7 separate regions of the Mus musculus genome follow, and regions 1, 2, 3, 5, 6 and 7 are each linked to region 4. Evidence: chromatin loops called from intact Hi-C (ENCODE). Cell type or tissue: left cerebral cortex. All regions are shown on one strand. Region 1 overlaps Fam219a (family with sequence similarity 219, member A). Region 2 holds the start of Fam219a (family with sequence similarity 219, member A). Region 3 overlaps Dnaic1 (dynein, axonemal, intermediate chain 1). Region 4 has its middle 5.0 kb from the start of Rpp25l. Region 5 overlaps Dnaic1 (dynein, axonemal, intermediate chain 1). Region 6 has its middle 11 kb from the start of Gm12405. Region 7 overlaps Nudt2 (nudix (nucleoside diphosphate linked moiety X)-type motif 2).

Region 1 (4,000 bases), 190 kb after region 4:
CCGCTGGTTTGTCAGGTCCGTCTTCTCAGGCACCATTCCCATCCATCGGGAGACACTGCTTAGAGCTCATCTGAGAACTTCAGAAGTCCTCACTCGACTTTTTTCCCCTTCTTTTTAGTCTTGAGTCCTTGCTTAGATTGGCCAGTTGGTCGTCTAGACCCTGCAAAGATGAAACAGAGAAAGAAGGGCTCTCTGGAGTACCTGCTCTGACCTCGATCCACCTGCAAGCTCAGAGGAACTTGACAGACTCTTCTCTAAAACAGCTTGTACCAGCCTTTGTAGAGGGAGCCCTGTGGGTTTCAGGCAAGGTTTTCTGGAGCAGCCTAGCTTACTTGGGATTCTTGTTGGTCGGGAGTAGGACATCGTCTCCTCTCTTCTACAGCACATAGTAGACCCGTCCTCTCCCTCCCTGAATGCTGGCTGGCCTGCTGCTAGCGTAAATGCTCCCAGAAACCCAGAGGGCAGATGAGAAGGTTTGCTTCAGGGTTGAGAGCAACCCCTGGAGTCACATGCTTGCCTGTCTTCTCTGCTTCCCCCCCACAGGATCCAGCCGCAGCCTCTATCTCAGACCGAGACTGTGACGCCCGGGAGGGTGAGTCCGTAGCCATGAATTACAAACCATCCCCGCTCCAAGTGAAGCTGGGTGAGTGTGTCGGGGATGAGGGAGATGTGGGGAGTGAAGAAGGTGCTCTTGGATTGGGTTGACAGCAAGGTGCTACAGTTGAAGTGGCTCAGGCTGGACGATCCCAACCTCCAAGTAAGTCATCCGCACTCCCAGGCACCGCAGAGAACCCAAGACAGCACTGGATAGGGCCAGCCAAAAGGAGCCTGCCTCCAAAGATAGGGCAGCTGCTGCTATGTGTGAGGGACAGATTCAGGGCCAGGGTGACTTCTGTCCAGGGAGGCTGTCCCTTCCTTAGAACCCCAGCACCCATTTCCTTTCCAAGTATTGCATTATCCTTGTCTTAGGGTGGGTCCCATGTCCACTGACTGCTGTGAGATCGCCTGACCCCCGCAGCTGCCCAGAGCTCCAGTGACTCCAGGTCTGACCCCACCCGCTGCTGAGCACCGCCCCTCTCCCTTCATGGACCAAAATCTCACAGATCCAAGGCTGCTGAAGACAATAGCAGACTCCCACCAAAGAGTTGATTTCCTGAAGAGAAATTATAACATGCCACACACAAGACAGATATGACAGTCAGATACAGTCGTCACTGTCCTTAGTTCTTCTCAGAACTCAGGCTCTATCTGCCCACCAAAAACCTCATTCCTCAGCTAAGATGGAGCCTCTTATCTCTTATCAGGCTCCCCTGCATATCGAGCTATCAGGATTCTTTCCCACAGAGCCTGTGCCTTTAGGGAATTCAAAAAAATAAAACAGGTCTTGCAGTTCTCCTTCTAGCGCACACCCAGGCAGCCCCCTGGTTGATTTTCTAAACACAACAGCAGCTCTTTTGATGGACTTGCTTGCCTTCCTAGGACATTCTATTCAAAGTACAGCTACTTTTGTTTATTGTTGTTTTAATGCAACAATAAAAGTATTTTAAATGCATACAAGTTCTGTACTCTCTCCACAGGCAACCATTCCAGGTTCTTGTAGCTTCATTTTGTACTTGAGCACAAGAGCGGCATTACATTGTGCACATTTTGTGAGCCTTGCTCCCTCCCCTGGATGATGTCCTACAGAGAATGGCTTCATTCTTTTAAATGGTTGCATAGTAGTCCGTAGTTTGAGCCTTGTCAGCTTATTGTCTCCGTTTGTTTTCATGATTTCAAACAAAGTTAGCATGCTGTTAAAATAGCATTTTTATTTCCTTCACCATAGAATTGCCACCAAAACTCATGGACATTCACAACTTGTCTCACTTAAGATAAAGAAAATCACCAAGAAATGTAAGGCAAAGTGCACCCCCTAGAGGCTTGATATGGTAATGGCAGTTGCTGTCTGCTGAAGAGCCTGGAAAACTAAAATAGAGGCAGAGAGGTTAGAGGGTAGGAGACAGCGCTTCAAAGACTTGGAAATCAGAGATCATTTTCAAGTGACTCACGGGTGCTGTGACGGCTCCTCCCACCCTTACACGAAGAAGTCACACACCCACACCTGCCACCATGTTTCTGCCACAGAGCAAGCCTTTCTCCTTCGTCATGGCTTTACTTGACATTAGTAAGAAAGAGTGGCTGAGCCTCCTTCCAGGCAGCTCTCCGGAGTCGCACGTACCACGTAGTAAGTCAGCAGATGTCCAGCCCCACAAGTGCAGGGGCTCTGAGCCCCTGGAAAGATTGCAGACTGGGCTCCTCAGCCTCCTGCCCAATCCTGCCCACAGCCCCTTTCTGCCCCTCCTGCTAAGGAAACCCTTAGTAGCTCCTTTTCCGTCCCCATTAATCCCAAAGTGCCTCAGCCCCATGGCCAAGGCCTTTGCACTCTGAGGGGTTTGGTTGCTTTCTTTTGTTTCTTGAGATGGGGGTCTCTGTGCATGCTCTGAGTTTATAACTACTGGAAGCTTTCCATCCCTGTGGTATAGTACTTGATGCATAATTGCGATTCTAGTGTTTGTTCAGTGAATAATTAACTGATGAATGGCTCCTTTCCCAAGTTCACCTCTTTATTACCTCATCTCCCTCCGTTCCGTTCACGCCCGCAGCTATGTCCTCTTGGGTTGCTTTTGTACATACTTTCCTCAGGGAAGGCCTCTCTGACTGCTCCAGCCTTCTGTGTTCATCTCTTCCTCTCTAGCCATTCCTTGACATCAAGCACAGGCCGGCTGCCTGACATAGTAACTGTGGTTCCCACAGGGTAGGGTCAGCCTCCTCTTTTCAGCTGTCTGTCCACCTCAGTTATGCATGTCCACCGAGCGTCAGGTGCCTGGCGGTCCGTGGGATCACTACAGAAGTACGCGTCTGCAGGAAAGGCCCAGATCAGGTCGCCCCCAGCAGCAGGGCCTGGCAGCCGCTGGGCAGGACACAGCTTCTTTCCCGTGTTCTCCGCAGAGAAGCAACGGGAGCTGGCCCGGAAGGGTTCCCTGAAGAACGGCAGCATGGGCAGCCCTGTCAACCAGCAACCCAAGAAGAACAACGTCATGGCCCGGACGAGGTAGGGGTCCTCTCTGCCCCACTGGGACCTCACCAGTCAACACCTACCATTGCTGGTCTCCACCCTCTCCCTCCTCAGGGGAATGGGGGAGATGACAGTGAGGGGGAGGACCTAATGTCCTGTTTATATGCTCTGGCTGACGGTTGTCACTCCAACTCCCCACTCTTTACCCAGGCTGGTCGTCCCTAATAAAGGCTACTCCTCGCTGGACCAGAGCCCTGATGAGAAGCCACTGGTAGCTCTTGACACAGACAGGTGTGTATGGGGTCTGGGGGCAGCTAGGCAAGCCACATGATGCTGTGTGAGCTCGGATGGCTTGTAACAGGCCACACCTGTCACACTGCCACAAGGGCTGTGTTCTTCAGCCACCAACTCTCCATGGGTAAAGTCTCCCAAGGGGGTGGGTTTTGGCTTCGTGGTGGTGGTGGTGGTTGTTTTAAAGGATTGTTCAGAGAGAGGCCTGGGGGCCAGCACAGTTTGCTGTGTGCTGAGACAGCTGCTGCCCCACGATGGACTGATATCTCTAGACAGCCTAATGGAATGCCTGATGCCAGTCCCCTTCTCAGGGAAGAACCCTATGCCAGGGTAGCATCTGGCTAGCCATAGACTTTTGGAAAATCCGAACAGCCAGGGGGATTTGAACCTAGGGGGAGAAAAATTAAAACAGCCTGAGGACGAGCGGAAAGAGTGGTAGCAGTTCTCTCCAGAAGGAACTTAAGAAGCCACACCATTTAAAGGTCGAGCTAGGAAACCTGCCTTAGCAAACATATATTTGCATACTAAGCACGGGTTATTTAAATCATACTGTTGGGAGGGGGCGGGTATAGCAAAGACGCAGAGCGTTTTCTGTTTAATCTCTCTAAATTACTCACTCTTCTCTCTCGCTCTTCTCATGGCCAGCGACGATGA
Region 2 (4,000 bases), 140 kb after region 4:
CCACCTCCTCTCTCTCTCTCTCTCTCTCTCTCTCTCTCTCTCACACACACACACACACACACACACACACACACACACAGAGAGAGAGAGAGAGAGAGAGAGAGACAGAGACAGAGACAGAGACAGAGAGACAGAGAGAGAGAGAGACAGAGACAGGCAGAGAGAGAAGAGAGAACTTCAAAAGCACTAAAAGATCTGTTCATCAGAGTGACAGGAGCAAATAGTTTAAGCTTCTCACCGTCCTGTCCCAATCCTGACCTTTCCTTTCCTTTCCTTTCCTTTCCTTTCCTTTCCTTTCCTTTCCTTTCCTTTCCTTTCCTTTCCTTTCCTTTCCTTTCCTTTCCTTACCAGGATGAGCTTCTAAGTCCCACTGTCCTCCTTCCTCTCCGACGCCTCTCTACTGCCCCCACATGCATGCCTTTCTGCCCTTCAGCCCCAGGAGTAAGGCCTTCACACTTCTGCTCTGTTATAAAGGAAGACAGAGACAATGTCGCAAGCATGCCCCGCTTATCCCACACTTTAGTGCTTAGTATTGATCTAAATTGAATCTCAGGGAGACAAGACCATGATAAGCACAACCTAGCCTTTCCTTACAACACACTAGTATTTATATTGTACTAAAATACCCCTTCCCTCCAGCAGATGTGCCGGGCCCATTGGCCTAGGTTTTCTCGCCTTCCTCTCTGTTGTCACCTCTTTCTGCTTTCAATGTAGCTGTCACTGGTGTTTCGCCTGAGGAGACTGGAGAAACTCATTCTGTTTAAACTATAACCTGCCAGGAAAGCAAATCATCTGTGGTGAGAGAAAGCAGACCAGTGCTGAGGGGGCAGGAGGGAGGGAGACCTCAACTGGACTAAGGCACAGGGAATTTCTTGTAATTGAGGACATATTCTATGTTTTCATTGTATTCGCATAACAATTCTATCAAAACCTGAAGCATACAAAAGGGTCTGTTTTATTATATCTAACTAGCTTGACCTTGGTAATGTCAACTTAAAACAAACTGCCTATAAATTAAGGGTCTGCTGCCTTGAGCACAGAACAAGAGTTTCAAATCACAATTCCGCCTCAACATAAAACCAGGGCATGACCAATAAATACAAGGAGAGACAGCCTCTCAATGCCTACAGAGCTCTAAGACTGATCGGTTCTTCAGCTGTAGATGACACGTGTCAAAGAAGCAGAAGGCACAAAGTTGATATACAAGAACCTCTACCAAAATATGTGAAGTCTTAGATATCATGGGCACAGATTTGCTCTCCAAACCTCAATATACCTAGGCTTAAGTATAGAAAAGCATTTTGTTTGTTTGTTTGTTTGTTTGTTTGTTTTTAAAGTAGATGCTCTGCTAGACGTTAGGAAATAAAAGCAATTTCTATAGGACAGAAAGAGTCATTCTTTTATATCGCAGAATGCTCCTTGAGAACCTGAGACTAGCTTATCATGTGTGGTGATTTGGGGAGTAATTCAACTCTCCTGTGAGAAGGGATAACATATTGCCAGGTGACAGAAACATAACGTTCACAAGGCTAAGTGAATGAGGGTCTTATAAGAAGGAAACTTGTGTTGGAGGGCAGGGAACATGGTTAGAAAAAGGGTCTTTTTTTCTTCCTCTCTGACTTCTTGCTCCAAATTCCTGCACACGATCTGTTCTATTCCGTGTCTCCTGTGCAGTTCTCATGCCCCCTCTCTGAGTTCCCACATGGCAAATGTCCCCACTTACTTAGCTCTGCAGTGACCATGCTGCAGTGTTGAATAAAAAAATCCACTGGGACAAGAATGAGAGGGGAATGAGGAAGGGACTCAGTGGAGTGTTGGGAGATTAAGGGCGAAGACAAGACAAGATGGGTCTGTGAAGAGATGGAAGTAATAAGAAAAAACCAGATTCGGTTAAAAGTAAAATGACTGTGGGTTCAGGAAAATTTGGGAGAGGAGGGCAGGATTTGTGAGAAAGAACAGGAGAATCAGGTCAGTGGGAACACAAACCAGGAGTCACAAGAAAGAGAGGTTGGAGGTCAACAGGAAATAACTGGCGGTTAAGGTCAGAGGTCTTCAGAAGACAGCAGGCCACAGTAAGACATTACCTGCTTACGAATCTGTTTCGAGGGCATTGCCGCAAGAATAGAAAGCACCTCACACCCTGAAAAACCTACAAAACGCTTCCTCTCCTGGGGAGTAGTTTCTCCTTCTTGACCACACACAGGAAGTGCAGACTCTCTTCCACTTCAATTCCCAGTCACCAGGGTTCTTCGGGGACAGCTGACGTTGTGGGTCCTCGCGCCCTTGTAGAACAGCATCAGCTCCTCCCTGACGCGGTTACCCAGCAACCGACAGGCACCGGGTGCGCAGGCGCACCTAGCGCCCCCTCCGGACACGGGGAGGAGGCGGAACTTGGGCGCGCAGGGATCCTCTGGCCCCGCTAAGCCCCGCCTCCGCAGAGAAAGATAAGTCCGCCCTCCGCGCAAGGAGCTCCCGCAAGTGGGAAGGGCTGGGGCACCCAGACACCGCCTTCTCATGAATAATGCAGGATCCGGGCGGTGTCCCGGACCCGGAAGTGGAGTTGCAGAGTCACCGCAGTGGCTGAGCTGCTGACAGGAGGCGGCGGCGGAGGAGGAGGCGAGGCAAGACCTGCGGCTCCGCGGGGCTACTGCCGCGGTAGCTCTAGGCAACCCCACGGAGCTACGCCGGTCTCAGTCATCCCGCGAGCCTCTCGCCGCCTATCCATCCTTCCATCCGCCTATCCGCCCGACCGGTCCAGGGCGGCCTAGTCTGCATAATCTGCCGGGCTTCTGGGGCCGCCGCCCCGCGCGGTCCCATCGGCGTCCCTGGCCGCGCCCGGCCCCTGGCCCGCTCGCCCGCCGGCACCATGATGGAGGAGATCGACCGGTTCCAGGTGCCCACCGCGCACTCGGAGATGCAGCCGCTGGTGAGGGGGCGGGCGGCGGAGAGGCCAGGGCCGGGAGGGGCGCCGCTGGAGGGGAGGGAAGGAACTAGGCCGTGGGGATTGTGCGAGGGGGCGCCATCTGATAAGGTAGAGGGAGTCCTGAAAACGCTTTGCCGGGGGAGGGAGATTTGCAGAGCGAGAAAACCGTGGGAGATTACCAGCGGTGCGAGCGAAGGACCTGAAAGGGCGGAGGGCACGGTCAGCAGATGCAGAACGCCGTCGGATAGGACCAAGGGAGGCACTCTAGTGCACACCTCTAGTGGAGGGCAATTTAGGAGGATGTCACAGAGCATCTTTGGCAGCAAGCCCGGGGGGTCGGATGAGAAAGGCGTTTAGCTCCCCGAGGCCTGTGATGCTCAGGGCGAGGGAGGAGGCCAGCAGATCAGTCTAAGGAGGAAAGGAAATAGGCCTTTAGAAAAGGAGAGGCCTGCCCGCCGGTCCTTTAGATAAATATAGCAAAGCTGAGCAGGAACCAGGCCTTGATGGGGGCAGAGGTTCATTGCAGAACCTGGGAATTTCCTTCCTCTCGAGAGAGGAGCCCCATTTCGATCTGGGGGCATCGGGAAGGGGAAGAGTTTGCGGTGGCGAGATGGAGACTCAAGGGTGTCCATGGGAAGGTATCTCCAGGATAAGAGGTGGAGCTGTGCTGAAGTGGGCCGTGCCGACCGGTTCGGAATTCGGAAGAGCCCCTATCATCTTAGGCCTACGTGTTTGGAGTCTTTGCTGGGCGGGGATCCTGCCTCCGGTCCGTGGTCCTGGAGTCAGGCAGGAATGATGTCATCGATGCCGGCGCCGAGGGGATGGAAGGGGGAGGGCGATGCCAGTTTATGGAGGCATGGCCTAAAGAAGAAGGTGCCTCCTGGCCATTGCCCTGAGGCTACCTGACTGTCATTGCTGTCAGCATATGGGTAGGAAAGTCAGAGGCCTAGCCAGCTGGCCTAGAGAATAGAGAGGAAAGAATGTAGAGGCCATGTTCATTGCTTAACCCACCTTGGGGCCTGTGCTAGTAAGATCTAAAACGAGGCGTGATAGGCCAGGAACCAATAGGTAATGGAT
Region 3 (4,000 bases), 94 kb after region 4:
AGCTGGTGACACCAGCATAGAACCCTGCCCCAGCCTGGCTTCTGTGGAGACCCCCCCCCCCACACCCGGTTTTGCTCAGGCCCTCTGAGGGACCTGCAGGGAAGTTAGGAGACAGAACAAGAAGGTGGCAATGACTGGCCTGAGTGTGTAAACGTTCCTGCAGCACACAGGGCTCTTCTCATGCAGGCCTCCTGAGATGGAGGCCTGGCTGGTTGTCAGTCTTGCCATGTCACTAATGAGGAGACAAGGGCACAGAGAAGTGATCCTCCAGAGGGAGCTCTCTAGCTGCCTGTGGGTACCACTGGGGCTGTGCCTCCAAAGACCAAGGAGGGACAAAGAAACCTTTCCTGGATGAGTACTTGCCCAGAGGAGGCTGGAGCCTGCCAAGTTGAGGCATTCTTCATGGAAGGCATTACCTTTCTCTGACTAAGGATACTTCCCATGGATGGCCTCCAGAGGACGTTGCTTCTAACCCTGCCTAGAAGATGGGCTGCGATGTTCCAGAGTGTCTCCTCCCGCCTGCAGAGGCTCCTACACTCTCACCTCAGCCTCAAGCAGAGAGCCTGGGCCTCACATGGGGGTCCACACCCACTCCTGGGAAGGCCTACCCAACTTTCAGGCTCTGTTCCAGGCCCAGTAGCTGCAGTGTGCATGGGGGGGGGGTGTTCTAATTCCCTGCCAGAGGGGGAGGGTGCTCCCATTTGGCAGCAGCCCACCTTCAGGAGTAGGGACACAAAGCAGGCATTTAGGGCATCCTCAAAGGCGGCTCAGACCACAGAACTGGGAGCAGCTCCAAGGGCTCCTCCCTGAGAGGAATGACAAACACCAACTCCTCCAGACCCCCTCCCCCTGGAGCCCTACCCTGGTCAAAGAACTGATGAGCCATCTAAGAGGCAGTGACCAGGAGCTTGCGAGCCTGCCAGCCAGCAGCAGCTTGAAGAACGGAAGGGTTTTCCTGTTCACAGACGTGAATCCTCCCAGCCAGAGAACAAGCTGTTAGCATTAGGGAGCTGTGCCTGGCTCGCTATGTAGGGCCCTTCCCATTAGGAACAGGGACAGTCCAGCGCAGTGGTGGGTGTTCCTGCTTGGCCCAAATAGCAGGAAGGAACAGCAAGTTGCATATACAGTCAACAGCCCGCGCTGCCTCCTACTTCCAGCATACCCCAGCCGGGCCAGGAACACAGGTAACTGTGATCTCCAGTGGCTCAGTGACAGAAGGATAAACTTCAAACACTCACCTTTCCTCACCCTTACCCTGCCTCAGACCTGGTCAGGAAGGCCAGGCAAGGAAGCAGAGAGAGGGCCTCCATCCCACTCTCCATCTTTCCTTAGCACACCTGCACCAGGTCCCCCAGTCTCTAGCCTCAGGCCTGCAATCCCTTCCTGTATGAGACATATCCCTGCCCTTCCAGAATTCCTTCAGTTGTTTCCTTCTTGAAATGGCTTACCATGTCCTCTGAGGGATGACCCAGCCATATCATTCCTGCCTACAGACTTGGCCTATGCTGGCCCCTCTGCTGCAAAGCTTGCCCCTTCGTTCTTTGAGGGTCAGTTAGCATATTCAGTTGTACTCTTTTAACCGGCATTAATTCCCCATATGAAAGTGGGGTCTTCCCATTAGACCAGTGGTTCTCAACCTGTGGGTCGTGACCCCTTCTGAGTGTCCAATGACCCTTTTACAGGGGTCACCTAAGAGCATTGGTAAATACAACATTTATATTACAATTTGTAACAGTAGCAAAATTACAGTTATAACTTAGAAACAGAAATAATTTTATGGCTGGCGGTCGCCACACATGAGGACCCGTAATGAGGGATCATAGCATCAGGAAGGTTGAGAAGCACAGCATTAGACTGTGAGTGCTCTCCGAGGGCCAGTGACTACATCCTGCTTCTCTCTGGATTTCTCACACCTGGCTCAAAGCTCTGACCAGACTAGGAACTTAGTGTCTGATATTTGCATGAGCAAACAAATGAATGGGAAGATCACTTACAGGAGCCGTGTCCCACTGCAAAAAGATCCTTGTACTTTGGATTCCTGCAAAAGAAATGTGAACTCGTCGACACTGGAAACAGACATGGCCTTCCCATGGTCATGAGCTTTCTTTCCCATGGGCACTGGTGACTAACTGCTTTGCAGACATCCACTGTCTAGCTTAGACTCCTACCATGGTAGACATTAGATGATCCTGCAACCCAAAAAGGATCCAGGTCCTATTTCCCCCTACTGTGTCCCATGTCACACTCAAGATGTAAAGTGGAAGAAGAGTCTTGTGGCTCAAGATTTGGCACGCAGCGGGTGCTCTGGGGCACTAGTTTTGCTGCAATATCTGTACTCACCAGCAGAGGGCGGTGACTGCCAGGCGCTTGGCTTTGTCATTTTGAAACTTCCAGAGAGGCAGCAGCGTACCCTCCTGGTCCCTGTATTCATCAGCAGTATCCTCATAGTACTTAAAATCTTCAACGCAAATAGACACAGTCAGCCAGGGACTGCCACTTTGTAGCAAATCGATACCTCTTTGGGAAATACAATGAACCTCTTTGTGTTTGGGGCTGGGGATAACAGCAGTACCTATCTCAGAGGACCACTGTGAGACTACAGGTTGAGTTTAATACATGCAAAGTATCTAGAAAAATGCCAAGCACATAATTCTCTCTGTATATTAGCTGGTGGGGCAGGGCCTACAGTAAAGCATCCCTATGTGCGTGCACAGAATCCCAGGCTGCATCCCTCATCCTTGTGAGCCTCCTCAGTGCTTCAGATCAGAGCAACCAGATTTCAAGGGTTCAGCTGCCAGAGGCTGATTAATAGTTCTATTCATTCTGCATCCTAGATCCCTAAAATACCGTCTGAGTTTATACTCACTGTCAAGCCTCACTGCAATGGGCACCTGGACACACCTCCATGGGTTCCCAAAGCTCCGCTTCATCTGTGAAGCTGTGTCTGCCTTCCATCACTGCTAGGCTGCCAGAAGCAGCTCCTTCCCATTCACCTAAACTGTGGAGCTGGGGAATCCTTGGCTGACCTCTTTCTACCTTGTCTTATATTTTCCTCCTGTCTTTTTTAATCTTTTTTTTTTAAACCCATAGCTACTACCTACCTAGGTCAAGATCCCCAAGTCCATCACCTGACTATCATATTCTTCAGCTGGTCTCCCTGCGTCCTCCCATAACTCTTTGTCAGTCCACACTTCAGGGGAAGGGGGAGGAGGAAGGGGAGGGGGGAAGGGAGGGGGAGGGGGAGAGATGAATTTGTGCCCGGTAGCCAGAGGGCCTGTAACCTAACATCACTTTATCACCCAAACTGGACGGGAACATCTGGGCTCAAGTGATCCTCCAGCCTCAGCCTTCTAAGTACGTACCTAGTGCTACAGGTATGTGCTAGTACACTTTTGGTTTTTTTACTACATAGCTCAGGCTGGCCTGGAGCTCACGGCAATCCTCCTGTATCAGCCACCTGAATATGGCTTTTTTGAGAAGACTTAATTTCTTTGTCTCTTCCAGTCCTCTCTCTCCTCTACTGAGACATGTCATTCCTTTGCCTGATTTCCATGTCACACATGTCCTAGAGAGCAGGACATACGTCATATCCATCCCTCTGTCTCCAATGCATGGGACAGGAACAGCCACAGAGCAGAGACAAAGTTCTTTCAAAGAATTCAAGGAAATAAAACAGCATTCGGGAAATGGTTCTGTCTTCTTTCAGGTAGGATGGCCAACTAGAAGAGACTCTCTAATTCTACACAGTCTGGGACAGGCCCAATCATTGCCTGATCCCTCCCACAGTGCCCCATACCCTGATGTAAAATCAAACCTCAAAACTGTCTTGGAACCATAAATAAATAAATAAAAAATTTAAAAATGAGTGGTCAGGAAAGTGTGAGCCTTGATCACATCAAGATTCCTAAGCTCGAGTGAACTTTGAAAATCCCTCATTTCAGTGTGGGGATTAATTGGTAACACTTCTCTATTTTTATTTCTTTTTTCATGATTACACTTT
Region 4 (4,000 bases):
TGGGGCCGGAGAGATGTCTCAGCAGTTAAGATTGCTTTTCCAGAGGACCCAGGTTCAATTCCCAGCAGCTACATGGCATTTTACAACTATCTTTAACTATAGTCCCATGAGATCTGATGCCCTCTTCTGGTGTCCAGATGTAAAAGCAGACAAAACACCTATATGTGTAAATAAGGAAAAAAGCACTTTGTTCAATCCCTAGGACCCACCTGGCAGCTCACGACTGTAACTCCCATCCCGGGGCATCTGATACCCTCTCCTGACCTCAGCAGGCACCAGGCACACATGTAGCGAAACACTAACATTTTTTAAGTAGGAGCATGGGTTGGTGAGATGGCTCAGAGGATAAACACTTGCCACCAAGCTTAACCCGAGTCCAGTCCCAGCACCAACACGGAAAAAGAAAGCGGACCTCTGTTCACATGCACACATAGACAAACAACAACCACAACAACAAAAATTTTTTAAGTAGGAACAAAGATGACTTCCTGCAGTGGGAGGGTCTGAAGAGTTGAGGACGAGCAAGGGTGCAGATGGTGTTGGAGGTGCAGGTAGGATATAAGAATCCAAAAGTCCTCTCCATGAAGCAGGAAGAAACAGAGCGGATGGGGTCAGGATGCCTGAGACAGTTGTTGCGGCTGAGAGATATGACAAGATCTGGCACGGCAAAGCCATAAGTCCGGTGTAGGCTGACAACTATGAACTTGGAATGTCTTTAGCAGAATGTGGGATCCAGTAGTCTCCACTCTGAGACTGCGACAGGAACAAATGAAGACTGAATAGTAACAGGAGAGTAGGGCCATGGTGCCCACCCTGAGTAAGAAGTTAAGTTAAAAGAGCACAGGGTTCTGTGACCCGGAGTCCTCACGAGCTGTCTGGGGTGGGTGACGCAGAATGCCACAGCGATAGGAAAGTGTAGCTTCCTGGGGCTGTTAGAACAAAGTGCCACAACTGAGTTGCTTACAACAGCAAAGAATTCCAGAGGCTAGCCATTCAAAAGATGTTTTTCTATTTTATTATGTTTTATTTAGTGGATGTGTGAGCATGCATGCACCGCAGCTCACAGACAGAGGTCAGAGGACAACTTGCAAGAGTCAGTTCTCTACTTCAGCCCTGCCCGCTTTGATGTGTGTTTTCACCCTCTAAATATAATTGGCTTCTTTAAGATGGTATTTTGGGGACCTGGAGAGGAGGGTCCATAGATAAGAGCACCCAGGTTTGATCCCTAGCAACCACATGGTGGTTGACAGTCATCTACTACTCCAGTCCACACCCTCTTTGGCCTCCTCGGGCACCAGGCATGCATGTAGCACACACATATGCAAGCAAAACACCTATATACATAAATGAACTAAAACTTTTATTTATTGTCTCCTGGTGAGAATGTGGGTACCAAACAGGCAGATGCTGCTTTCTCCACTGAAGTGACCTAAGAGTCTTGAACATGCTTTGCACACAGTAGGTATGTAATGATCATTCCGATGGATGAAGGGATGACTGTTGAGCCGCTGTTGGGCCTCCGAGTGTGTGGACACTCTTAGATCCCACGCCATTCCTTGTTCCCTTGGCCCTCCGTTCTCAGATTAGAGGAGAAGATTCAGATTTATTCACAGAGTAACCTAAAAGGACCTCCTTGCCTGCCTGCCCCACTGACTCTGTCCATCTTTGGCTTGGTTCTGGGACTCTGGCTTTCTGACCACACTGATGCCTCCCCTCCCCCGCTCCTAATCATTCAATCTTCTTCCTCTAATCTTTGTCTCTTCAAATTCAAGACCACTCAAAAGCAAGACTTGGAAGTTTAGATCTGTAATCCTAACAGCTGGGGAAGCTGTAGCAGGGGGCTGCCATCTAAGGCCACCTTAGCCTACATAATGATTACCAAACCAGCCTGAGACACAAAAACTAAGTCATAAAACAAAACAAACAAAACAAACCCGGAGAGAAACCTATTCAAAACACACTAGTATTAACCTCAGGGAACTTCTATTTTAAACCACAGGGTGGCAGTAGTCACAAAGGGATAGCCCACGTATACTCTGTAAAATCTACTTTTCAAGAAGCCCCAAGGCAGAAGGAAAACAGTCTAGTCTTGAAATTTGGTCCTCAATAGACTAAGTGACAAGTGACATCTCGGCAGTTCAAAAGGCAGCTGATAATACCCAGTGTGACAAACCTAGTCACTGCACTTAGAGCCTCCGGTCTCAGGTGAGCGATGATGTCAGCAGTTCACCTTCAGGAATGTGGCAGGCGCAGTAGGTTCACAGAGTAAAGAAGTTCCTCGCTGCAGAAATAAAAGCCCCGAGACAAGCAAAATCTCAAGGAAAAATGAGGTAATGACTGTGTAAAGCTTGAAGACTAATGGGCTGGGAGAGTCCTGGGAAGGGCAGGGATGGAGGGGAATCATGAACTGAGACATAGGAAGACGCAAGGAAAGTAAACAGTCTGGTGACTGAAGGTCAAGGAAGGGCCAACGAGGAGTGAGTCTCAGGGACCGCGGCTGTCTACCTGGCCAGGGAGTTTGGATTTTATTGTGGGAGAGATGAGAGGTTCCAGAATTCTCTGAGGTGGAGCACAAGGTAAAATGCCAGACTGTTTAGAGCGAGAACCCTGGGTGCTACAGCTTGCTGAGAAGACGGAGCACAGGATTGGAAGAGCAGCAAGGAAGCCAGGAAGAGATCATGGGCCAAAATCACGGCTAGGGTAGGCCCTGGGAATCTTTCCCAGCCCACAAAGGCTCTCAATGCCTGTTACACTGCAAGCATTCCTAGCCCCAGGCTCCCTCTGCCCCACCATATGAGCTCCTGTAACCTTTCTTCATTTGAACTGTAGCCTGGCTTCTCTGGTTATTTGTCTAGAACCAGGGTCTTGGTCAGCTTCCATATTGAGAGACAAGAGCATCCAGGTTCCTTACGGCTAGGAGAACTCTCTCTTGGCTTTCGTTTTCCTCCACTATGCATTTCTCAGAGACCCTTTCATGTGTCCTCCTTCAGTGTGGCTAAGGGTCCTTCCATAGAGGGAGCTAGCTAGCGTCACTCCCTCACCTTCAGCCACCTCCTACCAGACAGAGTACACTCATATGCCTACGTGTGCATGCATATTGATGTCCAGAGGGCCATCCCACTAGGGAGAGAGTCACATGTCTAAGAGAAATGCCTGGAAGTGGGAGAATAAAAGGCACAGCTGGGAGTGGGAGCAGGAGCGGGAGGCGTGCTGTCTGCCAGGTCTCAGGTTCCGGCTGGAGCCACAACCGTGTACGGCAAGTAGGGGGCACCAGAGTCAGACTTTGTGTAGGAATTGCGGAGTCACCTTCATTCCGTCTCATGAATATGCACAGAACCTGTTGAATTATGCAGATAGAAAGGATGTAAATGTGTATGCAAATTCGGTGCTACCCTTGCTGTTGCTATGGAAACAAGTGACTAGCAAGGAGGGGCACACCCTGGGGAGACCTGGGTGGAGAGACTGAGACCTGGAGACTGGGCTGGGCCACCTGCTCTTCTCAATCACGACGTTTTGATCTCTTTCTTTGCTTCGTTTTGTCTTTGTCTCTCTGCCTGGATCTCCGTCCACTTCTGCACCTCTTTTAACCTCTCTCTTTTCAGCTGTTTTATTTCTCTCTTTCTCTCTCTGAGTTTCTCTGCCTGCATTTCTCTGTGCTGTTGCATCTCTGACAGAAACATTACCTGGCCTGCCCCTTGTCTGTAATCCCATGACTTCCCCTCCTGCAACTCCCTGTCACTCTGTCTCACATCTCTGGGTTTTGTTTCTGCATCTCTGAGCTCTTTATTCTCAGTCTGTCTTTCTGAACCTCTTGTCCAACAACTTGTCTCGGATGGGAAAGACAGGAAGCTGCACATCTGTCCTTACCTGATGGGATGCGCCACCCCTGTCCCAGACGCCCACGTGTTCAAGGATTCCTAAGCACTCCCGCCCTCCCGAAATAAAACCCTGCTTTGAATCTGGCCCCTGTCACAGTATTGACACAAGATTCCCATGACAG
Region 5 (4,000 bases), 100 kb after region 4:
CCAAAGTGCTGAAACCATCCTCTAGTTTCTTGTGACCCTCTTACAAGGCAGGTCACACCCACAAGCTCTCCACTCTGGGGCTCCATCTCCTGACCCAGATTTCTCTCTGCTGCTAGAACAGATGAGGTTCTCCAGTGTCCATCTCCTGTGGCGATCTCCCCCATGCCATCATCCTGTGGCTGGATCACTTTACTCCACGCTGACCCCCACACTCCTGCTGGCTGCACTGCTCTGTCCCCACCCATGGCCTTTCTAAAACTCCTGCTTGGCTTCTTATGATCAGTACAACTCAAGGTGGCTACACCCATTAGCCTGATGATGATGTTATCTAGGACCAGTTTTGGACTGGCTCATGGCCCCGAAGACTCACTGGCCTGGTTTCACTTCTGTTGCTGTGATAAAAATACCCTGACAAAAGAATTTATGGGGATAATGGTTTATTTTAGTGCAAAATTCCAGGTTATAGTACATCACAGCAGGCAATTCAAGGCAGCAGGAACTTGAGGCAACTAGTCACATTACAGTCAGGGGAGACAGAATGCATGTGTTCTCCACTCTTATGCAACCTAGTACTCAAGCCCAGGGAATAGCGCCACCCACAGTGGGCTGGGTCTTCCATAATCAATTAATACAATCAAGACAATCCCCCACAGACATGCCCAAAGGCCAATAAGATCTACATAATCCCTCATTGAGACTTCTTCCTAGGTGATTCTAGATCCTGTCAAGTTGATAACTAAAACTAACCATCACACTTGCTTTAACAACCAGACATAATTAGAGGACTGAAGGCAGAAGAGATTATCATCTTCACCCTAAACTCAAGGGGGAGCACCTTATCCTTAGATTCTACCCCCACTGTGAGCAGATTCCTTAACTCTCCTGCAATTCAGATAATAAGTACTTTTAAAACAGAAAAGAGTCTGTTCTAGTGATCCTCAAACCCTTCTGACCCTCAAAATGGCAACTGGAGGGAAGATGTGGACTCCCAGGTACAATTCCAGCTGCCGTCACATCTTCTCCCAAGAAATCACCCACACCTCAATATCAGCCTTCTCTTTTGAGTATCTACAAAACCCTTCTAAATCCCCAAGCTACTATTTACCTACATCCAGGACCCCACTGAGACATTCTGTGACAAAGCTGAAGACATCCTACCAACCTGGGACTCCATAGATGTCAGTTTCCTCATGGCCATCTTCTCTGTTTTCTTAGCCACTGGAGTCTTTGCCTTCTCCTTCTCTTTGGTCTTTTCCTGTTTCTCGAGCTCATCTACATAGGCATCATAGATTTCCCACTAGTCAGGAGCAAGACAAGAGTCACCATGGGCATAGCTTTCACGGGCCAGCTTGTCAGCGTGCAGAAGTTGGTCATGTTAACCCGAAAAGTGTTTCCATAGCACTCTCTAGTTGGCTCATTATAATTATATATTAGAGTCTGTCTTCCCTGCTAATCACTCACTCTAGAACAGGAAGGGAGGGGTTTTCAGGGTTCCTCTGAGATAGGCGCATCCACTCTGAAGCACAGGGTCTGAATCGTAAGCCAGAGATCAATCAATATTTTTCTAAGGTTCAACCCTCATCCAGCAGAGAAAATGTTCAACGACAAGGACTAGGTAACTAACAATTCACCAGAGGCTTTAAAACTGAATTAAGAAATGTTTTAAAACATCTTTCTTGGCTGGTGAGATAGCTCAGAGATAAAGGTCTTTTCCACCGAGCCCGATGGCCTGAGTTTAATCCCTGGGACCCATATGGTGGGAAAAAACACCTGACTCCTGCAAGCTGTCCTTTGACTCCATTGCATGGCAAATGAGCACACACTCACGCATGCACATTTTTTAAAAGTTAGTAGAAAAGCAGTCTGCCTCCATGGCAACAGGGTAAATATATTGGCTCAAGCTGGCTGTCTACTTCACTGCCCACTAAAAGGAAATAAATAGGTATTTTGCCAACTGGACCTGAAGGAAAGAAAGCCCAGGGGCTGTAGCAGAAGCAGCAGCAAGGATCTGGGGCTGGGCAAAGGCAGCAGATCACTGTGTGCTCCCCAGACTGGGCAGTCACTGCCACCTGGAGGCCAGACAGGCACACCTTCCATTTAGAGATTCACCCCCGGGCTAGAATGCCTCTCGGCCATGCACCTCAGCATTCGCTATCTCATTCAGAGCCCTCCAACACCTCTGAGAGATGCCTTATCATCCTTTATTGACAAAGGAAGGAGCTGAATGAAGTATTAAGAAATAAGTGAAGCTACTGTGCCCAGGATCTCACAGTAGGAAGAGCAGAGCCTGCTAGCACCAGATCCTGTCCAAGTCAGCACAGCCAGGCAGGAGGGCTTAATGGGGAAGGAGGAGGATCTGCAAGAATGCCAAAGGCTGCTGTGAAGGCAGTCGGAATGCTGGCACTTTAAAGACAATCACAGGATGCCACAGGCTTCCTAGAGCCCCTGGGAACAAGCACTCTCCCATGTTCTGGGGAAGCTCCAGTCTTGCCCTGGGGAACATGTGGCTGGCTCACTGGTGAGGACCTATATTGCCAGGTGCCCAGGGTTCAGAGACTGACTGCTCAGGACAGCGTGCAGGAGATGGGTGGATAATCAAGGCAGACTGGCAGAGGAGTCTATAGCCAGGACAGTCACCTCTGCTGTCAGATGCTTTAGGATGCACCAGAGTACAGATGGTGACAGCTCTCAGGCTCACCCAGGCAGGACCTTACCTGATTGGCTGTGGCTGAAAAGTTCGTCCTCGGTGGAGGCTCCATCTGACACTCTCGATCCTAGAGTACAATAACAACAGGAAAGCCACAGATGCCCCCCTCCCCCACATAACCCAACAGTGCATCTATCTATAGGAGCCTTTGGTTAGCACTGAGGAAGGGGTGTGACTGAGCTGGGGGAGCAAAGGAGATCTTGGTGAGAGTTTGAATGATTCAAATCCCACATTTGTTTTTCCATCCTGGTCTCCTTCCATAGCCTATGCTGGAGAGCAAGGACTGTAAAGATCAATTATGCCAGTTTTTAGTAAAGAAAAGATCCAGATAGAGAATGGACAGATTGCAAGAAACCAGCCTGTCACCAGCCTCCAGACACAGGGCATAGAGGCCTGCTTCCCACAAGCACTGGGGCTAATGTTCCTTAAAGAGAAGGCTTCTCCCTAATAGTAGGGTTTCTGCATCCAGCAGTGTAAGTTGCTTCGTCCCCGTTATGCACCACCCCGATTATCCAACATAAGCCTGTGACCACACAAGGGGATGAGGCGCTTCCCTCCACCACAGATACACTACCATAGAAGACTCACATGAGCACACCTCACCTAAAACTGTGCCAGGCTCTCTCAGCCTGGTTCTCAGGGTCCTTCGTAGTCAGGAAATGTTCTAGCTTTTCCAAGCAGATCTACCACAGAGACCATCAACTTCCGTTGTATTGTTCCAATACTCCCCATGCCCCTGGCACACTTCAGTCCTGATTTCTACTCCCTCTTCCAAGTCTAGCCCAACTTACAGGGACTCCAGTTCACATACAGCTACACATATTTCAGTTCTCCTTGGAGAGAGAAACTGTCGTCTGCTCTGTCACAAGCAAGAACTGATCTCGGGCCCGTGTCTACCTTCCCACTGTATAACACAGAGTTTCAAAGTAAAAGTGGGAGTTACCCGGAGGGGGTTGTTGAAGGTCTGGGATGCTCTCTCACTGAAGTTAAACTGGTTCGTGAGCTTCCGTTCCTTGGGCTGCACAGGAGCCATCAGCTCTTCTTCAATCACCTTTTCAGTTGTCTGGAAAGAAAAATCAGGAGGGCCAAGGGCTTAACTGCAGGAGGGAGACAGTGTGCAGTCGGGACTGAGGGAGAGGAAGCCCTGACCTGGTGAAATGGGTAGGGTGTGAGGATGCTGCCAGAAGCAGGGCTGCTACTTCCCTTTGTCTTTCCCCAGTCTCATCTAAAGCCTCCACCCACAGCTTATCTCAATGGCAGGGACAAAGGCACACCATGCGCACCTCAGCTGCA
Region 6 (4,000 bases), 55 kb after region 4:
GCCTTGGTCAGTCCTGACCCACCCACCGCCCACCCAAGGCTTGGGCATCAGCAATCTGGCCTCCATTAGCAACATGGGAAAGCAATTATGTTGGGCCTGGGAAGGAGGGGGGCAGAAAGAGGAAGGGGGGCCTGCTCAAGCCTGGGAGGCTGATGGAGGGAAGAACTGGGGTATCTCCCTGCCCCCAACTTCAAGGGATCACCCTTGTCCTAAGCCCTTCTGGTCAGTGTTATTGACTCTGAGAGTGGTTGTCCCTCTTTGCAAGTCCTCTCCCCTTAACCTCATAGACTATTCACTTCCGAGGGTTTTGACTACCGGCAGCCACCGCCTCCTGTGAGGGCCGTCTCTCTGCAATCCTTTGCAAGGTGGTTCTGGAAAGCCTGAGATGAGTATAAGCTTCATTTCTTGGAGCTAAAACAGAACTCAGAGAATCAGAACACTTCTGAGGGGGCCGGGTCCTCAGCCTATGTAGCAGTGGCCCAGTCTTTCAGACATTAGTTCTATTTGCTCCCCAAGGTGCCCTGGGAATGGGATACCCCTCTATGCCTTGATCAATCTATACTTGGCTACAGGACCTCTCCTCCCATGGTGGCTCTGTTGTATGCTTAGAACTCTAAACTCCTCCACCCCTCTCCTCTCTGACCTGATTCCTGTCTCTATATTTGTCTCTTTCCTATTCCTGTCTCTTTGTCCTGGTCCCAGTTTCCCTTTTTTTCAAACTTATTTTGTTTTAATACACACACACACACACACACACACACACACACACACACACACACAGAGGGCTGTCTGTGAAGTCAGAACCCTGGAACTGGAGTTGTAAGCTGCCTGATATGGGTGCTGGGAATTGAACTCAGGTCCTCTGAAAGAGCAGTGCACACTCTTAACTACTGAGCCATCTCTCCAGCCTCTGGTTCCAGTCTTGGCATCTCTGTATGTCTGTCTCATCTCTACCTCTCTCCTCCTCTGTCTTTTGTCTCTTCTTGGTGTTCTTTTCCCTCTTTGTCTCTTGCCCTCTAACTCCTTCCCTTTCCTAGCATTTATCCTCTCTCTCTCTCTCTCTCTCTCTCTCCCTCTCCCTCTCCCTCTCCCTCTCCCTTTCGCTCTCTCTCCCTTCCTCCCTCCCTCCCTTTCTCCTTAACTCCCTCTGTATTTCCATCTGCCTCTGTCTCTAAGTATTTCGTCCCTGTCTATGTGTCTATGTGCCTTTCTCCCTGACCAGCACAGCCTTGGTCCCTCTTCCCAGACTCAACCCCTCCTCTTTTGCCCCACTCTTTGAGTTCCTACCCCCACATCCAGACCCAGTCTGTGGCCTTTGCTCCTCTCCAGCCCAAGCCAGGGTCTGTCTGTTCTAGATTCTGCTGCCCCCTCTCGGCCACGTGCCTGCGCTTCATTTCTGTTCTGAGGCCAATGGCTATCAACATAAGAATCCTGTCTCTGCATCCCAGCAGCTAGGCTGGGCCTAGGTAACTATTTGGCAACATTCCTGGGCAGCCCCCAGCCTGAGAGCTTCCAACAGTAGGGCGTTTACTACCTGTGTAGATTCGAGATTCGTTGTCACTGGGATAGAACAGTGAATCCTGGTGCTGCCCTGAAGCCCTGTATATCCTTAGGCTTGTGTGCCCACATATCCACAGCCAAGGGCGCCTAACCCTTAGAAGGTTCCATCTCTCTGACAGCTAAGGGCTAGAGCCCTGTAGGAAGGAAGGATTGGTGTATAACTCCCTCCACTTTCACCTCTCCTATGAGATGGAAAAAGAGGTCTGAGCAGAGCAGCAGGAGAGACCTTATCTGGTAATGACACTCTGAGGGGGCGGGGGAACTGCCGGTGAACAGTGTGACATGCTTGGGTAACGGGATCTGTTTGAAGGGAGGCTGGTCTGCACGTGCCTTCCAGAAGAAGGCTTGGTGATTCCTGACTGAGGAGACCGATCTGAAGACATCCTGTATCGGAGGAATGAGATCTATAATTGGTCCTAGTTTGCCTGGGACTTTCCCAGTTTAGTACTAAATATTTCAAACCTTGGAAAAATCCATTCCAGGCAAAATTAGCCACTCTATCTGCAACAGTTTAGCTGCCCACAACAGTCTTAGTGGATGGAACGGTCTGGAGGGGATATCTTAAGGGTCCTAACCTGGTAAATTGCTTTGAAAGAGATGCTGTTTTAGGCCAGAATCTTTGAATAACAGGCCAAGGAGGTAGACAGAACACTTCCAGGAGAGCGGCTTGGGGAGTGGCCACCAGGGGGCAGAGCAGGTTCTCAGGAGACTCAGGCAATGACCCCAGAGGGAAGGTGGGCTGTTTGGGGCTGTGTGCAAAGGGCATAGGCACAGCAGCAAACGCTACTGTGGCACTGTGTGCAGCCACACAGTGTTCAGTGTGAGGTGATGTTGTACGGCGTACATTTGTGTGGTCTGTTTGTAGCTTGCCTCGTGTGGCCATAGATGAGGCCTTTGCTGTAGCCATAGAAAGAGAACAGGAACACCAAAGGAATCTAGAGGAATCTCTTAAATAACAATTCCCTTCCCAAAAGTAGCACAAGCTTTGAGTTTCCTCTCACAAAAGCAGCACTCAGAAAAGATGAATTGATGAGCAAGAATCCATCCTAACGGTGCCTTGCTGTTAAGTGCATAGGCACAGAGAATGTCAGAGCATGGCCGTCAGGGGACGGTTTAGAAGCCCCGTGTCCCTCTTTGACATCTTAACAGAGGCTAGAAGAACATGGTATATCTTCTATGGTATGGACCGCCGTTCCAGGAGCTTAAACTAAAGCCATAAGATGTCAGTGTGCTCTCCCTTCAGTTGGAGCAGGTGTCTAATAGGATCCTAGAAGGACAAGTACCCAAGCATTAGCAAGGTTGACTGGAAGCCCCAGCCAGGCCACCCTGAGGTGGTATGGCAGACCAGGTTCGAGAGCTGTTTTCCAGGAGAGGATAAATTGGCTGGGGCAAGAGAAGAAAGCACAGGAGGGAAGGCCTGTTAAGCAGGAGCCATAGCAGGCAACTGTTAAGAGAAAAAGAAATACATACAGCCTTTGGGCACAAAGACCACAGGCAGGAAGGAAAGAGAGAGCCAGAAGCTCGAGGGAGGGAGGGGAGGAAGGGAGCCTGGAACAGAACCTGCACACACTCACACCAACCTAGGAGGAGATAGAACCAAAGGAAGAAACAGATTCCCCACAAGTTCTTCCTGCCGTGGGTCTTATTAATAGTATAAAATGGATAGGACAAAGGACCCAAGGACAAGATGCTAAAAAATGTGGTGAACAGGGAGAGAGACAACAGAGAGTATACAGGACCGAAACAATAATGTCGCAGATGTAGCAAATAAGCCAGAAACAGCAGCACCCACAAAGCACACGGCGCAAAAGTGATGTGGAGGAAAGGCTGGGAGTGTGAGAGTCGGCTGGCAGGAAGACGTGAGGCCAGAAAAGCACCAAGCAGGTAAGAGACAGGAAACCCAGGAGCAAAGCGGCGAGCTTGCAAAGGTACGGCCAGCTTGCAACGGTAAGTGGTGTCTCGGAGGCCTCGGGGTGACCACAAAGGATGGGTTACTCGAGAGTCTGGAGGGTGGGGTTGAGAACTCGTGAACCTTTCTAGAAAAATAAAAACCCTGAAAACTCAGGGCCAGGGATGTGGCTCAGTTGGTGAAGTGTTTGCCAAGCATGGGTGAGGCCCAAGGTTCTTCCCCAGCATTGCTTAAACCAAGCCTGCAGTCCCAGCCCTCAGGAGGGTCTGGAGGTCAAGACCGTCCTTGGCTACACAGCGAGTTCAAGGCCAGTCTGGGATACATGAAACCTTGTGGGTTTTGTTTTTGTGTTTTAAAGACAAAATCCACTCAGCCAAGAAATTAATCAGAACCACAACTGAAGGAAGGAAGAGCTATAGGAAAGGGCTGGCGGCGACGTTAATTCCATTTAGGTTAAGATTAAACTGTGGGAATTTTAGTTGCAGAACAAAATGTAAATATTATAAATCTTGATAAAATAAAAACAACATT
Region 7 (4,000 bases), 240 kb after region 4:
ATTGCGGAGGTGAGAACTCCAGGCTGACAGCAGGCAATTCACACTTCAGAAAAGTGGCAGAGTGCCTGAGGTGGTTAGAAAAAACCTGAACCAAAAAACCCTCAATGTCATCAGAAGGTTCCAGAAGCTAAGGGAAAACGCTCTTGGCTTTCTTCACAGACAGACTTTCCTCACAGCCTAGGAGATTCAGGACCAACATTGGGGGACGGGCAGAGGGTGGGGGAAGAATTCGCAGATAAATGCTATGCTGCCATAGTTTACCATATTCATCAAGAATGCTGCACAAACAGTTCCCTCCCCCAAGCTCCCAGAAACATATTTTTATTTGCTTGCTTATTTATATTTGTGGGGTTAGAGACTGAACTCAAACTTCACACATCTGAGGTGCACACTCTCCAATTCCTTAAATCCTCCTCACAGTTCTGATGGTCAAAATCCTCTTCAAGCCCCCATGCTGTCAAGTAAATAATACTGTGCCAGCTATCCTGTGCCAAGTTTTGACAGCCAAGGTTTCTAATGTAATAGGCGACCCTTTAAGGCTAGGCATGGTAGCATATGCCTATAATCCCGGCACTCAGGATCCTGAAGCAGGAGAATCTTGTGTTACAGATCTTGTCTCAAACAAACAAACAAACAAGCTCGAAGGATGACCCTTTAAGTTAGTTTATGAGGAAACGGGGAGTTTAAGACAGAGTCTTACAGTGTAGCCCAGAACAAGAGATGTAGAACAGGCTGGTCTTGAACTCAGAGACCTACCTCCCCCTGCCTTCCAAATGAACACAAAAGCACACACTATGTCTTTCTCAAAGCTGAAATCTTAAGAATTGTTAAGCCAGGCTCAGTGACGAGCACCTTGCACCTGTAATCCCAGTCCTTGGAAGGCAGAGAGGCGGGAGGATTCGGATATCAAGGCTAGACTTCACTACACATAGATCTGAGGTCTTTTAGAGCCACATGAGTCCATGAGTCCTGTCTCAAAAAAAAAAAAAAAAAAAAGGTTACAATACTTGCCCAGTGGCATGATGGCTAGTAATTGTGAATTTGAATCCAAAGAAATCTAACTCCAAAGATTCCAATTTTTTTTCACCTTCAACAGTTCTGCTTATCATGAAATAGGGTTAAGGTTACACATGGCTCTGAGAGCATGCACAAATGCTTAATAAAATCACCACCAGTTTTAATGCGCCTTAGTCTTTAATCTATACTCATCTGGAGTCTGTTTAGGGTGTCTGGGTAAAAGCTTTTCCACTGAACAGGTCTTGGGCGGCTGTCTCGTAACCAGAGCCAGCTCAGGTGGGGAAAGTTTAGCCTGAGGCTCCTAAAAGTGCCTGTTTGACACGGGTGTCCGAGACTCCACTGCTGTTTCCTGAGAAACAGGAACCGAAGCCACATGTTTCTCCTAAACCCGGTGTCTAGAAATTTTGCACAGGCCAGAGCAGAGGAAGAGCGACTCTGCTCGCTCATAAGCAGCTCCATGTGCCTACTGCTTCCTCAGCCCACACCACCGTGGCCTTCTCTGCAACTCACTAGCTTCCTTGTTTTTGGAGGAACAATGAGGGATCCGTCCATGATAATGTTTTCTTGTAACAATACTAAAAGGAAGAAAAGAAGAAAGAAAGAAAAAAACCTAAGCATATGAAAAAACTAGAAAACCCCTTCTCTGGGCATCTGCCTTCTTTGGGCATCTGCCCTTCGTCTCCTTCCCTGGGAGATCAAGCTACACAATTATTCTGTGGCTTTGCTATCTGGCAGAGGGAGAAGTCAGATTTTTTTTTTTTTTTTTTACCTTTAATGACACAGTGGTTTCTAGGATCAGACCAAAGTCAGACAAGGTTGGGACAAAAATACTGCTCAGGGAAAATTTGTTCCGTGGCCTTTTAGTGCCACCTGCTGTTCAGCTATGGAAAGCGAGCTTTAATACTGGAGTCCACCGGATTTCCTTCACTGGTCCATAGTCCGCTTAGTGCGTCCTGTACGGCAGGACTGAAGGGTCAATGTGAAACTGAAGACTAAAAGCATCTCTCTTCCTAGAGGTTCACAGCCCAGTGAAAGCAAAAGGCAGCCAAGCAGACGTTACAAAGTATTTCGCTCATCTTAAGGGGTACATGAGACAGGCAGTAAAGGAGGCTCTTTAGGGTAAGGGCACCGCATAAGGATGTGCGCGCCCGCCCGCGTGCACGTGTGTGGTCTTCACCTGGGTGCCAGGTTCACTCAGTTCCACATACTTGCTCAGCATATACGTTATGTCTAGACTGAGCCATGCCTGGAGCTCCACTATAAAGATTCTGAAGGATAGCTGAATTCATATGAAGGTGAGGCAAGGAGGCCTTCTAGACCAAGGGAGGGATGCGCAAAGTGCTCACACAAAACAGCATTCCATTGGTGAGCAGCTTACTTTATATTGCTTTTTATTTTAGACAGGGTCTCACTATGTAGCCCTTGCTGAACCAGAACTCTGTGCAAATCAGGCTGGCTTCAAACCCAGTGATTTATCTGCCTCTGGAGTGCTGGGATTAAAGGCATGCCACCATGCCTGGCTTAATTCATACCCGGTAGACAATAAGGACTACTGGTTTTAGGTGGAGTGTATTTTGGTCAGACTGACATTTTACAAACTCATTTCGGCAGTAAGTAAAGTGGAGAAGAAACTGGAAGAAAAGACCGCAGGCAAAAAGACATGTTACAAGCTTATTTCCATCTTTTTAAAAAACATGCATTGGTATGAGGAGTCGGGTCTCCTGGAACTGGAGTTACAGACAGTTGTGAGCTGCTGGAAGAGGGGTCTGGTTTGGGTAACTGGGTAGAAAAGGAAGAAGTTACCTATTTCTTTTTGAACTGAGTTGAATTTGAAGTGCTATAGACTACCTACAAGGCAAATGAAAACTGGGTCTTGAGTTTAGTGATATCTCATTCTTCGTTTCCTAAATCCAGTATTTTCTATTAGAAAAAGAATTGCTTTGATCATAGATATTCCAACAACCCATGTGTTAAGGAGTTTTATGTCAACTTGACACAAGCTAGGCTCCCTGGAGAGGAGGGGTGTCCTGACCAACAGGACCTAGTTATTCGTGGGTACGAGGGGAACCACAAACCTGCAAGAGAAATGGGCAGGAAAAAGGAGAGAGACCAAGGAGGATTCCTGTCAAGGTCTGTTTAATGAAGGCTAGGAGCCTGATTATAAGCACACAGTGAGAGAAAATAGGGAGGGGTCGAGGGGGAATTAACAAAGAACAAAGACATCTGGGGACATGAAGGCTGAATTCTGACTGTAGGCAAGAGGCACCCTGAGTCTTATCTCAGGAATGTAGAATCCTCCTTAACAGCCCGGGGTGTCAAGCTGGGCTCAGCACATAACTCAGGTCCTTAGAAGTCTTCGGAGTCAGGAAGAGATAAGGAAGAGGAGACTATAATTCAAATTTCTAGGGTCTAGGTGCCAGGAAGGGATAGGGAGGAGGAGGTGACCGGCTCCTAACACAAGGCCATTTGACTTATTAGGGTGGGAAACTGCGAAAGGCTTACTTTCTCACGGTATGGTCTCCAACAGAGGGGGCCTCAAGTTTAGAAAATGCTTCTATGAGACTGGGCTGTAGGCAAACCTATAGGGCATTTTCTTAGTGATTGATGTGGATGGCCCACTGTGGGTGGGGCCATCCCTGCACTCAGGGTCCTGGGCTCTATAAGAAAGCAGGCAGAGCAGCCACAAGGAGCAAGCCAGTAAGCAGCACGCCTTCACAGTCCCTGCATCAGCTCCTGTCTCCAGATTCCTTCTGACAACGAACAGTGATAAGGATGAGTAAGCCAAACAAACCCTTTCTTCCTCAAGTTGCTCTGGGTCAGTTTCCTCACAGATGTTGTAACCCTGACTAAGACGAGCCACTTTCCCTGAATTTGGGTGCATTTACCTGTCTAATCACCCCCTTTCCTATCTGGTATTCCAAATATTTTCACCCTCTTTCAGTTCAAAACAGTACAAGATAGAAAAGTATACCTGACACTGCTG

What was found. Hi-C counts contacts between places; a loop is a spot of excess contacts. Peaks named below come from ENCODE experiments on the same cell type or tissue, not always from the same donor. Only the 100,000 strongest peaks of a DNase experiment are listed, where the experiment ranks them.
Region 1: a loop joins it to region 4, with 2.6 times the contacts of the local background. A loop is called at or near these places in 5 of 42 quality-filtered maps.
Region 2: a loop joins it to region 4, with 2.2 times the contacts of the local background. A loop is called at or near these places in 27 of 42 quality-filtered maps.
Region 3: it touches region 4 in a loop (2.9-fold over the local background); 15 of 42 quality-filtered maps call a loop at or near these places.
Region 5: it touches region 4 in a loop (2.4-fold over the local background); 15 of 42 quality-filtered maps call a loop at or near these places.
Region 6: a loop joins it to region 4, with 2.3 times the contacts of the local background. A loop is called at or near these places in 17 of 42 quality-filtered maps.
Region 7: it touches region 4 in a loop (12-fold over the local background); 16 of 42 quality-filtered maps call a loop at or near these places.

What each region holds. Positions count from the first base shown.
Region 1 is chr4:41,520,958-41,524,957 of GRCm38, reverse strand. Fam219a (family with sequence similarity 219, member A) reads left to right here. Exons shown (of 6, transcript NM_001159583.2): 2 at 544-592; 3 at 2,989-3,091; 4 at 3,266-3,346; 5 at 3,992-4,000. It overlaps Gm12404 (a long non-coding RNA gene), which reads right to left. Exons shown (of 3, transcript XR_001784270.2): 3 at 3,907-4,000. Among named protein-coding and RNA genes, the nearest start is that of Gm12404, 2.6 kb to the right of the region's middle. In left cerebral cortex, a CTCF peak has its summit at 1,920 (motif pointing left); DNase peaks (open chromatin) are centred at 1,968 and 3,918.
Region 2 is chr4:41,568,103-41,572,102 of GRCm38, reverse strand. It overlaps Fam219a (family with sequence similarity 219, member A), which reads left to right and starts at 2,565. Exons shown (of 6, transcript NM_001159583.2): 1 at 2,565-2,926. The coding sequence starts at 2,867. Dnaic1 (dynein, axonemal, intermediate chain 1) reads right to left here and starts at 2,309. Exons shown (of 20, transcript NM_175138.4): 1 at 2,085-2,309. The coding sequence starts at 2,111. In left cerebral cortex, CTCF peaks have their summits at 429 and 2,365; DNase peaks (open chromatin) are centred at 2,458, 3,016 and 3,674; H3K4me3 peaks cover 1,963 bases; H3K27ac peaks cover 1,722 bases.
Region 3 is chr4:41,612,688-41,616,687 of GRCm38, reverse strand. It overlaps Dnaic1 (dynein, axonemal, intermediate chain 1), which reads right to left. Exons shown (of 20, transcript NM_175138.4): 11 at 2,341-2,458; 12 at 1,995-2,038. Among named protein-coding and RNA genes, the nearest start is that of Enho, 26 kb to the left of the region's middle. In left cerebral cortex, CTCF peaks have their summits at 275 (motif pointing right) and 2,347 (motif pointing right); DNase peaks (open chromatin) are centred at 345, 825 and 2,355; H3K27ac peaks cover 1,231 bases.
Region 4 is chr4:41,706,558-41,710,557 of GRCm38, reverse strand. No RefSeq gene overlaps it. Among named protein-coding and RNA genes, the nearest start is that of Rpp25l, 5.0 kb to the left of the region's middle. In left cerebral cortex, CTCF peaks have their summits at 135 (motif pointing left), 1,985 (motif pointing right) and 3,257 (motif pointing right); DNase peaks (open chromatin) are centred at 2,013 and 3,247; H3K27ac peaks cover 820 bases.
Region 5 is chr4:41,602,993-41,606,992 of GRCm38, reverse strand. Dnaic1 (dynein, axonemal, intermediate chain 1) reads right to left here. Exons shown (of 20, transcript NM_175138.4): 6 at 3,991-4,000; 7 at 3,651-3,770; 8 at 2,715-2,774; 9 at 1,163-1,297. Among named protein-coding and RNA genes, the nearest start is that of Dnaic1, 35 kb to the right of the region's middle. In left cerebral cortex, a CTCF peak has its summit at 2,076 (motif pointing left); a DNase peak (open chromatin) is centred at 2,065.
Region 6 is chr4:41,651,775-41,655,774 of GRCm38, reverse strand. No RefSeq gene overlaps it. Among named protein-coding and RNA genes, the nearest start is that of Gm12405, 11 kb to the right of the region's middle. In left cerebral cortex, CTCF peaks have their summits at 1,368 (motif pointing left) and 2,239 (motif pointing right); DNase peaks (open chromatin) are centred at 1,370 and 2,242; H3K27ac peaks cover 440 bases.
Region 7 is chr4:41,466,740-41,470,739 of GRCm38, reverse strand. The region is part of intron 1 of Nudt2 (nudix (nucleoside diphosphate linked moiety X)-type motif 2); the gene reads right to left. Among named protein-coding and RNA genes, the nearest start is that of Nudt2, 3.6 kb to the right of the region's middle. In left cerebral cortex, a CTCF peak has its summit at 1,897 (motif pointing left); DNase peaks (open chromatin) are centred at 1,565 and 1,890; H3K27ac peaks cover 718 bases.